2 separate regions of the Homo sapiens genome follow, and region 2 is linked to region 1. A link is a contact called in ENCODE Hi-C or POLR2A ChIA-PET data. All regions are on one chromosome and are shown on one strand. The core of a region is the stretch at or near the end of the contact, and the rest is flanking DNA. Distances in the headings are between cores, read along the strand shown. Region 1 overlaps INSR (insulin receptor). Region 2 overlaps ARHGEF18 (Rho/Rac guanine nucleotide exchange factor 18).

Region 1 (6,971 bases), core at 508-3,007:
CAGGCTGATCTAGAACTCCTGACCTCAGGTGGTCCACTCACCTTGGCCTCCCAAAGTGCTGGGATTATAGGCGTGAGCCACCGTGCCCAGCCTGCTTCCATCTTCTTAGCCACTTTTCCCTCAGGTGAGACCATGAGATTAGGAACCTGTTTCAATTCCCGTCGGAATTTCCCAACAGAGCTGGGGCTTTGTGATTCGAATATGTTCAGAGAAGGAAGCAGAAGGAAGCAGAAATGAAGGATGTTATCAGAAAAGGAGACTCAGGGTTGGGTGTGGTGGCTCACGCCTGTAATCCCAGCACTTTGGGAGGCCAAGGTGAGTGGATCACCTGAGGTCAGGAGTTTGAGACCAGCCAGGCCAACATGGTAAAACCCTGTCTCTACTAAAAATTACAAAAATTAGCCAGGCGTGGTGGCATGCGCCTGTAATTCAAGCTACTCGGGAGACTGAGGCAGGAGAATCACTTGAACCCGGGAGGCGAAGGTTGCAGTGAGCCAAGATCATGCCACTGCACTCCAGCCTGGGTGACAGAGCAAGACTCCATCTCAAAAAAATAAATAAATAAATAAATAAATACAGGAAAAGGAAGCTCGGTAGTTTTCAGGGGCTGCTGGCGTTTCCAAGCTTTAGGCATTTTGCTTTGAGTCTTTTTCTGTCTTTCGAGTCATCCTGAAGTGGAACCGAGAGAGGACTGAGTGGGTGGAGGGGGTGGTGGTGGGGACGGCTGTCTGCTCTGCTGGAATTGAGAGTCTGGGAGATCATTGTGGTGTTTTTGGAGTGATTCTTAACCCCAGATATAGACAGTGACACAAGGGGCATAAATACGAGGAACAGTGACCTTCCCTGGTGTCCTTGTTTGAAGCATTTGACCATCTGGGCAAGGCCTGGGAGTGTCTGAACTGGCTGGTGCTTCCATGAACAAGCACAGACTCAGAGCCCATGGTCCTGGGTTCGAATCCTAGTTCTTCCACTTCTTTGCTGTATGACCTTTGTCTACAAAAAATAAAAATTTAGCCAGGCACAGTGGCGTGTGCCTGTAGCCCCAGCTACTCGGGAGGCTGAGGCAGGAAGATCCATTGAGCCCAGGGGTCGAGGCTGTAGTGAGCTATGATTGCACCACTGCACTCCAGCCTGGGCAACAGAAGCAGACCCTGAAGAAAGAAAGAAGCTGGGAAGACAGGGAAGAAGGAAGGAAGAAAGGAGGGAGGGAGAGGGGAAGGAAGGAAGGAAAAAAAAGGGAGGGAACAAGGAAGGAAGGAAGGAGGTGGGGACGGAGGGAAGAAGGAAGGAAGGAGGGAGGGAAGGAAGGAAAGGGAGGGAGGGGAGGGAGGAGGGAGGGAGGGAAGAAAAAAAGGGAAGGGAAGGAACTTTGGAACTACTGAACATCTCTGTTTCCTCATCTATAAAAAGAGGGATAAGTCATCATCATATCTTCCTCTATGGTCATTGAGTGGATGAAATAAGACAGCATTTGCAAATCCCCTAATGCATACCTGGCCCCTGATTTTGTTCCTTGGGCTGCAGCGATGATAGAGGTTTAAAACCTCCAAACGCTGTGTTGAAATCTCTCACGTGGACAACCAGCCCACCAGCAGAGAATGTCATTTTTCCATCCTGGGTAAACAGGGTAGAGAAGAATGAGGACCTCAGGCCAGGTTAGAGAGACCTCGCTTGGTGACCTTGGGAAGGCTTTTAACTTTTAACTTTAATGCTAACATCTGGTTCCCTCCAGTTAGGCAGTCGGCGGCCTAGCCGTCTTGTCTTGAAGTTTCTCTTGCCTTCCATCATGGGTTTATTTGTTCAGCAAATGTTTATGGAGGGCCAGCACAGGGGGGAATAAGAACTAGAGTTCTGGGAGGACGTGTGAAGAAACAAGTTCCGAGCCCCAGGGAGGAAAGAGGTCATTGCCTCCCTCTGGGGAAAATGTCTCTTCTCATACCTGGTTCACTTCTTAAATGGAATTTCCCCCTTCAGATGAGTAAGGCGTTTAATCACAAAGAGAAAACACCTTCATCACATAGCCATCCTTAAAAGGCATTTATTGTGAAGCTGGTTCATAGACTTCTCGCCCAGGTTGCTAACAGCCAACCTGTCTGGGTTTTGGGAAGTTAAAGTGTCTGTATCCCATTTCCTTTTTTTTTTTGAGACAAAGTCTTGCCCTGTCACCTAGCCTGGAGTGCAATGGCACAATCTCTGCTCACTGAAACCTCTGCCTCCCGGGTTCAAGCGATTCTCCTGCCTCAGCCCTCCCGCGTAGCTGAGATTGCAGGCGTGCACCACCACGCCTGGCTAATTTTTTGTATCTTTACTAGAGATGGGGTTTCACCATGTTGGTCAGGCTGGTCTCGAACTCCTGACTTCGTGACTCACCAGCCTCAGCCTCCCAAAGGGCTGGGATGACAGGCGTGAGCCACTGTGCCCAGCCAGTTCTGACTTTTTAACTTGTGATTTGACTTTTCCTGTCTGAAGTCTTTCTCTGCTGGACGTGAGTTGTTGAAGGTGTTGCTTTTCTTTGTAGACAATTAGAGGCGCTCATGCACTGGGCTATGGACAATAATACTTTGAAGATGTGCAAATGATTTGCAACCTTTGTTGCATAAATTATCCCTCTGAGATGCTGTTTGGCTTGATAAATAAAGGACCTGCAAGAGAGAATTTATCTTGAGCATTCCTTGGGGGAGAGAAGCAAAGGGGAAGTGAATGCTGCATAATAATTCTTTGCATACTTTATGGAGGGTGGGTTCCTGCAGTGCCCTGTAGGGTTTTTTGTTTGTTTTTTTTTTTTTTTTTTGAGATGGAGTCGCTCTGTAGCCCAGGCTGGAGTGCAATGGTGCGATCTTGGCTCACTGCAACCTCCGCCTCCCGGGTTCAAGCGATTCTCCTGCCTCAGCCTGCCAAGTAGCTGGGACTACAGACGTGCTCCACCACGCCCAGCTAATTTTTGTATTTTTAGTAGAGACAGGGTTTCACCGTGTTAGCCAGGATGGTCTCGATCTCCTGACCTCGTGATCCGCCCACTTCGGCCTCCCAAAGTGCTGGGATTACAGGCGTGAGCCACCGCGCCCGGCCCCCTGTAGTGGTTTAAAGCATCTTCACTGTTATTCTAAGCCTCACATTTTAAACAGAGCTGAAAAAGGACTCTAATTGCTGGCCTGGGATCCTTGTGTGCTGTAGGAATTCACTGAGGGGGCGGGGCTGGAGAGGGCTGCTAGAGGGTGGTACAGAAGCAGATGGAACTTTCTCTCTGGCTGGACACAGTAGCTCACACCTGTAATCCCAGCACTTTGGGAGGCTGAGGTTGGTGGATCACCTGAGGTCAGGAGTTCGAGACCAGCCTGGCCAACATGGTGAAGCCCCGTCTTTACTAAAAATACAAAAAATTAGCAGGACGTGGGGGTGGGTGCCTGTAGTCCCAACTACTTGGGAGGCTGAGGCAGGAGAATCGCTTGAACCCGGGAGGTAGAGCTTGCAGTGAGCCGAGATCATGCCATTGCACTCCAGCCTGGGCAACAAGAGTGAAACTCCATCTCAAAAAAACCCAAAAATAAATTTAAAGAAAAATTTTCTCTCTGATTCTGCCTGCCTGCCTGCTAGACTGGAAGCACCATGAGGTCAAGGTCCACGATGTCTTGTCGCTATTGAAGCGCCTCCAAAACATGGCAGACCCTCAGCAAATCTTGGACAGATGAATGGGCATTCGATTCAACATGTGTCTGCTAGGTGGGAGCTGAGCGGGAATCGCAGGGCTTGGGTCCCGGGGATGATGGGGAATGGCAGTGTGACTGTGGGGAAGCCAGGGGAATGGGGTGCTGGAGCCCCCAAAGCTATAAATCAGGGCCTGATGAACAGACAGACAGATGGACCAACTTAACCATTTCAGCCCCATCGGCTTTGATGATTTCCCTCTGGCTCTGGCAAGAGTCTCGCTCACCAAGTGGTTCTCACCCTAGGGTGGGTCTGGATATTTCTGGGGACATCTGTGGTTGTCACACGTCGGGGTGGGGGGAGATGCTCCTGACATGGAGTGGGTGGAGGCCAGGGATACTGCTCAGCACCCTGCAATGTACAAGACGGCCCCTCCCCAGATGAAGATCCGACTCTGAATACCACCAGTCCTGAGGCTGAGAAACCCTACTTTAAGATAACAGTGATGGGGGAATTATCCACCCCAGAGTCTGAGTCTGTGACTTGGGAAACGGCCCCGGCATTACCAGGTGTTGAATTCGTGAGAATACAAGGAGAAGGCGTGTAGCCCGTGACCCAGTCCTGCCCCAGACAAACCGATATTCCCTCCAAAGCTCTATTTGGCAGAAGAAGTGTTTTCGTTCCCTCTTGCCTGTGGTATCTCCCCTGATAAGCGTTGTGGATTGTTCCAGACCGTGTTGACGGGGACAGCTTCCTTCTCCGCGGCTGCCGGCCCTGACCCTGCAGCTTTCAGTCTGTGGGAGTAGAGTCAGCTGTTGAGCAGTTTACTCTGTCCCTGTGTCAATGGGATTGTGCATGTTTTGGTTCCTGAGGGGTCATTGATGGTGCACTTTTCTTTTGTTGTTAGTCAATTTAATTTGTTACTAATAATAAAATCTGGAACTTACCTGACCCCAAAGGCCCAGGTCGTTAAGAATGCTTGGTGGAATGCACGTCCTTTTCAAATACCGGCTCCTTTGGAAAACACAGAGGATGGAGTGAAATCCTTACCTGGATTGTACTGGCAGTGGGATGACAGCGTCACCTCCTGAAAATGGAATGTAGCTTATTGCTAAATAAGACAGCGCAGTGCCTCCCTCGCACCTGTCATCTTGGTGCTTAGAGAGGCCAAGGTGGGAGGAATTCTCGAGGCCAGGAGTTCAAAACCAGCCTGGGCAATACAGAAAGAGCCTATTTCTACTACAAATATAAAAATTAGCTGGGCATGGTGACATGCACCTGTAGTCGCAGCTACATGGGAGGCTGAGGTGGGAGAATCGCTTAAGCCCAGGAAGTCGAGGCTGCAGTGAGCTGTGACTTGCTACTGCACTCCAGCCCATGCAGCTGAGCGAGATCCTCTTTCAAACAAACCAGCCAACTAACAAGCAGGCCCCAAGGGGACAATTTTTCTGGAATTACCTGATTGTATCAAGAACAGTTTGATCAACACCTGTAATCCCAGTACTTTGGGAGGACGGATCACTTGAGGTCAGGAGTTAGAGACCAGCCTCGCCAACATGGTGAAACCCTGTCTCTACTAAAAATATAATAATTAGCTGGGCATGGTGGTGGGTGGCTGTAATCCCAGCTACTTGGGAGGCAGAGGCAGGAGAATTGCTTGAAACCGCGAGGCAGAGGCTGCAGTGAGCTGAGACTGTACCACTGCACTCCAGCCTGGGCCACAGAGTAAGACTCTGTCTCTCTCTGTCTCTCTGTCTCTGTCTCTCTCTCTCCATATATACATATATATTTATATATATAACTTATCTTGAAGACGGTTTTGGCACGCCTTAACTTTTATGCCAGAGGCCAGTGCCTTGCTTGTGTCACCCTGGTTCCAAGAATCTGCATAGTTTTTCCCAGCCCATTCTACAGACAGGGAAACTGAGGACCAGGCACACTAGGTTCCCCTCCAGGAGTCGCACAGCGAGGAGAAAGTGGAGCCATGACTTGATGCCAAACACTGAGACTCCAGAACCCATATTTTCTCAGCTCTTAGGTTTTTGTCAATTTCCTAAATTTGTGTGTGTTTTAGTGGGGCTGAGTTTCTCCTGTTAATTTGTTTATGGAGAGGAGACACTCTTGTTTACTTTTTTTTTTTTTTTTTTGAGACAGAGTCTCTGTTGACCAGGCTGCAGTGCAATGGCTCAATCTCGGCTCACTGCAACCTCCACCTCCTGGGTTCAAGCGATTCTCCTGCCTCAGCTTCCCGAGCAACTGGGATTACAGTCACACACCACCACACCTGACTAATTTTTGTATTTTTAGTAGAGATGGGGTTTTCCCATGTTGATCAGGCTGGTCTCAAACTCCTGACCTCAGGTGATCCACCCGCCTCGGCCTCCTAAAGTGCTGAGATTACGGGTGTGAGCCACTGCGCCTGGCTCTTGGCGTTCTCCCTTAGTAATACTTCTTGGGGGTCATTTTGAATCTCTGTTTCTTCTGTGGTCACGTTCATTTGGAATTTACTTATTCAACCCACAACCAATAGACATTTCCAGCCCTTTGTTAGTATAAACAGAACTTCTCTTTGACTTTCACAGCGTTTTTGTTCTGGAGGTGCTATCCTTGATTGCTAAGACACCCACGACATTGCTCTTGGAATTGGAGTAGGGTGGATGAAATAGTATTCAAAGATGGGGGTGGTGCAAATGTTCTGTATTTCAACCTGTACATTAGTCAAGTGTTATTTTTACCCTCATGTACATCTATTATGGAATAAAATACATGACTTTGGCCAGGCGTCATGGCTCACACCTGTAATCCCAGCACTTTGGGAGGCTGAGACGGGAGGATCGCTTGAATCCAGGAGTTCGAGACCAGCCTGGGCAGCATAGCAAGACCCCTTCTCTAAAAAAAAAAAATTAGCTGGGCATGGTGGTGTGTGCCTATAATCCCAGTTACTCGAGAGGCTGAGGCAGGAGGATCAGTTAAGCCTGGGAAGTCGAGGCTGCAGAGAGCTGTGATAGGCAGCCTGGGTGACAGAGAAAGACCCTGTCTCAAAACAAAAAACAAAACAAAACATGACTTTTATGGAGTTGAGCTCAACGTTTGCATACACATGAGGAGCAGAAGCTGGAGGTTTCAAATAAATATCTGGCTTCTGCAGGCTGCCTGGAGAGAGGTGAGAGCGATGCATTGGTCACCCAGCCTGGAGTGCAGTGGTGTGATCACAGCTCACTGCAGCCTTGACCTTCTGGGCACAAGCAATCCTCCTGCTTCAGCTTCCTGAGTAGCTGGGACCACAGGTGTGTGCCACTATGCCCAGCTAATTTTATTTATTTATT
Region 2 (6,423 bases), core at 3,031-5,530, 170 kb before region 1:
AGGAGATGCAAGGAGCTTAGGCCCAGAGCAGGGTTTTCTCAGCTTGGCACTTTCGACAATTAGGGCTGGATAATTCTCGGTGGTGGTGGCAGGGGTGGTCTCCTATGCACTGGAGGGTGTTGAGCGGCATCCCTGGTCTCTACCTCCTAGATGCCAGTGGCTCCCCTGGTCCTGAAAAAAATGCCTCCAGATGTTTCCTTGGCTGAGAGCAACTGGCCTAAGAGACATTCAGACACTTATCCAGCCTAATTCCGACTTCCTGGAGGAAGTGGGCCTGGGCTTTGTCTTAAAAGGATGAGTAAGAGTTAGGTGGGAGAGGGAGTTCCAGGAACAGCGCTGGATGAGCAAGGCACAGCGTATGTGTATGACGTGTATGAACAGCCATGAGACTTCAGGGTGACTGGGCCGTGGAGTCCGGAGAACCTGAGTAGTGGGAGAGAAGCGTGGAGGGATAGGTGGGGTTGAATTATAAACAGCCTCAAAGGTCAAGGCCAGGAACAGGACTGTCTGGCGTGGTGTCTGTTCTCTGAAAAGCATCCCAACTTTATCGTGGAGACCCACCTTCTCTAATTACCTGGAGTATGACTCATTCTCTGTTCTGTTTGTTTAACTTACTGTGAGGCTGTTTCCTCCGTCTGTCCCACGGACGGGAGGAAACGGGACAGACTGTCACGTTGACTTTGAATACCTTTAAAAGCAGGTAGGCCTGTGGGGAGTTATACCTTGGGAGGACTTTTCTCAGCCTGCTGGGAATGAGACATGGGTGTTTTGGCCCCTTCATGCCTCCTGACACAGGTGGGGAGGGGTTTGTTGTCAGAGAACAGGGTTAGGGTCTGTGATTTATTTTTTTATTTTTATTTTATTTATTTATTTTTTTGAGACAGAGTCTCACTCTGTCAACGGGCTGGAGTGCAGTGGTGTGATCTCAGCTCACTGCAACCTCTGCTTCCCGGGTTCAAGTGATTCTCCTGCCTCAGTCTCCCAAGTAGCTGGGACTACAGGCAGGCGCCACCACACCCAGCTAATTTTTGTATTTTTAGTAGAGACGGTGTTTCACCATGTTGGCCAGGATGGTCTCCCTCTCTTGACCTCGTGATCTTCCCTCCTCGGCCTCCCAAAGTGCTAGGATTACAGGCGTAAGCCACCACACCTGGCTTGGTCTGTGATTTATTATTATTTTTATTTGTTTTTGCAGCTTTGCAGAGGCAAGCGTCTATGATTTAAATGCTAGCTTTGCCGCTTACTGGCTGAAAGACTTTAAATGACAATAACAAAAAATGAAGAGGATGATGATGATGATACAAGATACCATTGCCCGTGTGTACCAGACATCATGCTAAGTGAGTGCTACCCACATCATTTTTCTTTCTTTTCTTTTCTTTTCTTTTTTCTTTTTTTTTTTTTTTTGATACAGAGTCTCGCTCTGTCACCCAGGCTGAAGTGCAGTGGCGCAATCTTGCCTCACTGCAACCTCCACCTCTTGGGTTCAAGGGATCCTCCCACCTGAGCCTCCTGAGTAACTGCGATTACAGGCATGTGCCACCATGCCCCGCTAATTGTTTTGTGTTTTTAATGGAGATGGGGTCTTACCATGTTGGCCAGGCTGGTCTCAAACTCCTGACCTCAAGTGATCCTCCCACCTTGGTCTCCCAAAGTGCTGGGATTACAGGTGTAAGCCACCACGCCCAGCCTTTACCCACATTATTTCTTTTTTCTTTTTAGGAACAGGGTCTTGCTCTGTGGCACAGGCTAGAGGGCAGTGGCAAATCATAGCTAACTGTAGCTTTGAACACCTGGGCTCAAGCAATGCTGCCACCTCAGCCTCCCGAGTAGCTAGGATTATAGGCGAGTGCCACCACACCTGGCTAACTTTTAAACATTTTTTTTGTAGAGACGAGGGTCTCACTATATTGCCCAGACTCCTGAACTCAAGGGATCCTCCTGCCTCAGCCTCCCAAAGCGCTGAGATTACAGGAGTGAGCTTCCGCGCCCGGCCCCACATCATTTCTTTCACACAAACTCAAATCTTTCTTGACCTCAAAGGGTTGTCCTGCAAATCAAAATCAAATGATGTCTCCAGGAGAAAGAGCTTAATTCCCACCACCCTGAGAGTGGGCTGGATGTCACGACTCGTGGGCGGATCGCTTGAGGCCAGGAGTTCGAGACCAGCCTGGCCAACACGGCGAAACCCTGTCTCTACTAAAAATACAAAAAATTAGCCAGGCATGGTGGCATACGCCTGTAATCCCAGCTACTCGGGAGGCTGAGACAGGAGAGTAGCTTGAACCCAGGAGGTGGAGGTTGCAGTGAGCCAAGATTGTGCCACTGCACTCCAGCCTGGGTGACACAGCAAGACTCCATCTCAAAAAAAAAAAAATAAGTAAATAAGAAAGAAAGAAAGGAAGGAAGGAAGGAAGGGAGGAAGGAAGAAGGAAGGAAGGAAGGAAGAAAATGTAGGGTGGATGCAGTGGCTCACACCTGTAATCCCAGCACTTTGGGAGGCTGAGGTGGGTGGATCGCTTGAGCCCAGGAGTTCAAGACCAACTTGGGCAATGTGACAAAACCCTGTTTCTACAAAAAAAAAAAAAAAAAAAAAAATTATCCTGGTATGATGGCATGCACTTCTAGTCCCAGCTACTTGGGAGGCTAGGGTGGGAGGATTGCTTGAGCCCAGGAGGCAGAGGTTGTAGTGAACCAAGATCACGCCACTGCACCCCAGCCTGGGCAACAGAGCGAGACTCTGTCTCAAAAAAAAAAAAAAAATTAGCCTGGTGTGGTGCTACGAGACTGTAGTCCCTGCTACTCGGGAGGCTGAAGTGGGAGGATCTCTTGAGCCCAAGAAGTCGAGGCTGCAGTAAGCTGTGATCGTGCCACCGCACTCCAGCCTGGGCAACAGAGTGAGACTCTGTCTCAAAAAAATTAAAAATAACATGAGGAGAAGCTGGGAAGGAGGGCTTAAAGGGACTCTCTCTGCTTTCTTTGTACTTTCCTGTAAATATAAAATTAAAAGTATATTTTTTAAAAATCAAAGGGCAGGCCAGGCGCGGTGGCTCATGCCTGTAATCCTAGCATTTTGGAAGGCTGAGGGGGGTGGATCACCTGAGGTCAGGAGTTTGAGACCAGCCTGGCCAACATGGTGAAACCCCATCTCTACTAAAAATACAAAAATTAGCCAGGCGTGGTGGCGCATGCCTGCAATCCCAGCTACTCAGGAGGCTGAGGCAGGAGAATGGCTTGAACCTGGGAGGCGGAGGTTGCAGTGAGCTGGGATGGTGCCAACTGCTCTCCAGCCTGGGTGACAGAGCAAAACTCCATCTGAAAATAAATAAATAAAAATAAAAATAAAAGGGCATCATATGCCAATGGATTGGTGATCGGGGGCTCAGGCTGTGAGTTCAAACCCTGACTTGAGCAAAAACTTAACTTCTCTGGGCCTCAGTTTCCTCATCTGTGAAAGAGAGAAAGTGCTAGTGTCTACAGAGTTACAAAGCTGAATGAGGAAATCGGTTTAGAGCACTTACAGACCGGGCTCAGTAGTTCATACCAGTAATCCCAGCACTTTGGGAGGCATAGGTGGGAGGATCACCTGAGGCCAGGAGTTCGAGACCAGCCTGGACAACATAGCAAGACCTTGTCTCTATTTTTAAAAAATCTAAATAAAAACAAAATAAAGCACTTACAGTGCTTGGGATAGTGTAAGTGCTCCATACGGTAATGCTAACCATTGTTATTATTTGTGCAAAGTTTTCTGTGATTATAAAGTGACATTCAGGAAATTAGACGCTGTTGGAACTCTCATTGCTCAAGGTCATTTTTTTGTAAGGGGTTTATTGATTTGCAGGACATGATAAGCCACTCACCTTGCTTGCTACCAGATAACCTCGTTCAGGGGTTGGCAAACTTGCTTTGTAATGCTGCAAACTCAACTCTGCCAACCAGAAATGTAGCTTGAGCCAGACACGGTGGCTCATGCCTATAATCTCAGCACTTTGGGAGGCTGAGGTGGGTGTATCACTTGAGGTCAGGAGTTTGAGACCAGCCTGGCTAACATGGTGAAACCCCGTCTCTACTAAAAAAAATTAGCCAGGCATGGTGGCAGGTACCTGTAATCCCAGCCACTCGGGAGGCTGAGGCGTGAGAATCGCTTGAACCTGGGAGGCGGAGTCTCCAGTGAGCCGACATCACGCCACTGCACTCTGGCGTGGGCGACAGAGCGAGATTCTGTCTCAGAACAAAACCAAAAGCAAAGATGTAGCTTGGGAACCACCGAAGGTGATACATAAATGAACAGGCGAGCTGTCCTGCCACAAAACCTTATTTGCAGACTGTAAAATGCAAATTTCATAGAATGGTTGTGTGTCACCAAATATTTGTTTTCAACCATTTACAAATGTAAAAAACCCACCCCATTCTTAGCTTTCAGCGTATGCAAACAAACAAAAAAACTCAAAAAACAAAAAACAGCGCTGGGCGCGGTGGCTCACGCCTATAATCCCAGCACTTTGGGAGACCGAGACGGGCAGATCACGAGGTCAGGAGATCGAGATTATCCTGGTTAACACGGTGAAACCCCGTCTCTACTAAAAATACAAAAAATTAGCCGGGCATGGTGGCGGGCACCTGTAGTCCCAGCTACTTGGAAGGCTGAGGCAGGAGAATGGCATGAACCAGGAAGGCAGAGCTTGCAGTGAGCTGAGATCGCGCCACCGTACTCCAGCCTGGGCAACAGAGTGAGACTCCATCTCAAAACAAACAAACAAACAACAACAACAACAAAAACAGGTGATGGACTGCAGTTTGCCAGTCCCTGGCTTAGAAAATTGTTGCCGAACTTTTCCAAGGTCGCATGTTCTGGTTGGAGATCTGATGAAAACCCTAGCTGCTCTGCTCCTCCAGAAAAACGCAGGGACACAGCAGATGTGGCATACAACTTCAGGGGGACTGAAAGCTCATAAGGAGGTGCTGGACGCTGTCCCGCCCAAATCCCCAGCTGGAAGGCAGGAACTGTCTTTGCAGCGCCCAGAGTGGAGAAGGGATCCGAAGCAGCAATGGGAACTTCCAGGCTCACACAGGGGCCACTGAAGCCTGTCTGCCCTGATAGGAGTCTAGGTGGAGGTGGGATTTGCAGACAGCAAGCTCAGCTATCGAGTGACAAGTGACAGGGTCCTCTGAGCAATGGCTCAGATGGGGGCAGGCATGCACATTTGTGTGACCTGCAACAGGTTCCGACAGACCTCTTCTACCTCCACTTCAAGCACACTGGCCTTTCTGCTGCCCGGGGCACATTCCTGCCCTGGGACCTTTCCACCTACGACCTGGAATACTCTTCCCTACCTATCCACAGGGCCCTTTTCCCACCTCCTCCACATCTGGATTCCAATGTCACCAATTCGGAGAGGCTATCCCTGGACACTTGAGGGAGAGCCGTGGTCCTCACCTGGGGGTGACTGCATTCCTACCCTGCCACTAGAGGACACGTGGCAACTTGGTCATCATAGCTAGAGGCGCTCCTGCCACCAAGTGGGTGAAGACGATGGATGCTTTTCAACCTCCTCCCAGGCACAGGGCGGCCCCACACCACAGCCCCAAATGTCAGTAGTGCTGAGGTTGACAAACTCTGTAATCACTCTGTCTCCTTTTCTAACTTCATGTTTTTCCTTTGTCTTTTTTTTTTTTTTTTTGCAACATAGCAAGAGCCCGTCTCTACAAACAAACGAAAATGTTAAAAATGAGCAGGGTGTGGTTATATATGCATGTGGTCCCAGGTATTTGTGAGGCTGAGGTGGGAGGATTCCTTAAGCCGAGGATTTCAAGGCTGCAGTGAGTTATGATCACACCACTGCACTCCAGCCCCGGGGGTGGCGGGGAGGAGAGAGAGAGAGGGAGAGAGGGAGAGGGAGAGAGAGAGAAAGAGAGAGGGAGAGAGAGAGAGAGGGAGAGAGGGAGAGAGGGGGAGGGAGAGAGAGAGAGGGAGAGGGGGAGAGAGAGAGAGAGAGAGAGGGAGAGAGGGAGAGAGAGAGGGAGGGAGGGAGAGAGGGAGGGGGGAGAGAGAGAGAGAGAGAGAGAGAGAGAGAGAGAGAGATAGAGAGAGATAGATCCTATCTCTAAAATAGAAATTTTGAAAAAGTTCCCAGGTGACAGGCCAGGCGCGGTGGCTCACGCCTGTAATCCCAGCACTTTGGGAGGCCAAGGCAGGCAAATCACTTGAGGTCAGGAGTTTAAGACCAGCCTGGCCAACATGGTGAAACCCTGTTTCTACTAAAAATACAAAAATTAGCTGGGCGTGGTGGTGGGCACCTGTAATCCCCGCTACTCGGGAGGCTGGGGCAGGAGAATCGCTTGAACCTGGGAGGTGAGAGTTGCAGTGAGCTATGATCGTGCCACTGCACTCCAGCCTGGGTGACAGAGTGGGACTCCGTCTCA

What was found. A loop is a pair of places that touch in the nucleus more often than their neighbours do. ChIA-PET counts read pairs that join two places held with the same protein, here RNA polymerase II (POLR2A). Pooled maps may share reads with other maps.
Region 2: a pooled map shows a loop between it and region 1 (2.6-fold over the local background). The contact joins two enhancer-like sites. A Hi-C loop is called at or near these places in 2 of 50 pooled maps. POLR2A ChIA-PET finds 5 or more read pairs at or near these places in 4 of 52 experiments (GM12878, H1, HEK293 and 1 more).

The regions. Positions count from the first base shown.
Region 1 is chr19:7,209,162-7,216,132 of GRCh38, reverse strand. The region is part of intron 2 of INSR (insulin receptor); the gene reads left to right. Among named protein-coding and RNA genes, the nearest start is that of INSR, 82 kb to the left of the region's middle. RefSeq lists enhancers at 2,475-3,020, 3,021-3,567. Within about 2 kb of position 1,757, at least 2 of the 41 ENCODE cell types and tissues checked have a DNase peak (open chromatin) inside an H3K27ac peak, as active enhancers do; they include GM12878, where a contact is called at or near this core.
Region 2 is chr19:7,385,493-7,391,915 of GRCh38, reverse strand. The region is part of intron 10 of ARHGEF18 (Rho/Rac guanine nucleotide exchange factor 18); the gene reads right to left. ARHGEF18-AS1 (ARHGEF18 antisense RNA 1) reads left to right here. Exons shown (of 2, transcript NR_186326.1): 2 at 1,196-3,776. Among named protein-coding and RNA genes, the nearest start is that of ARHGEF18-AS1, 6.4 kb to the left of the region's middle. RefSeq lists an enhancer at 4,223-4,382. Within about 2 kb of position 4,280, at least 2 of the 41 ENCODE cell types and tissues checked have a DNase peak (open chromatin) inside an H3K27ac peak, as active enhancers do; they include GM12878, where a contact is called at or near this core.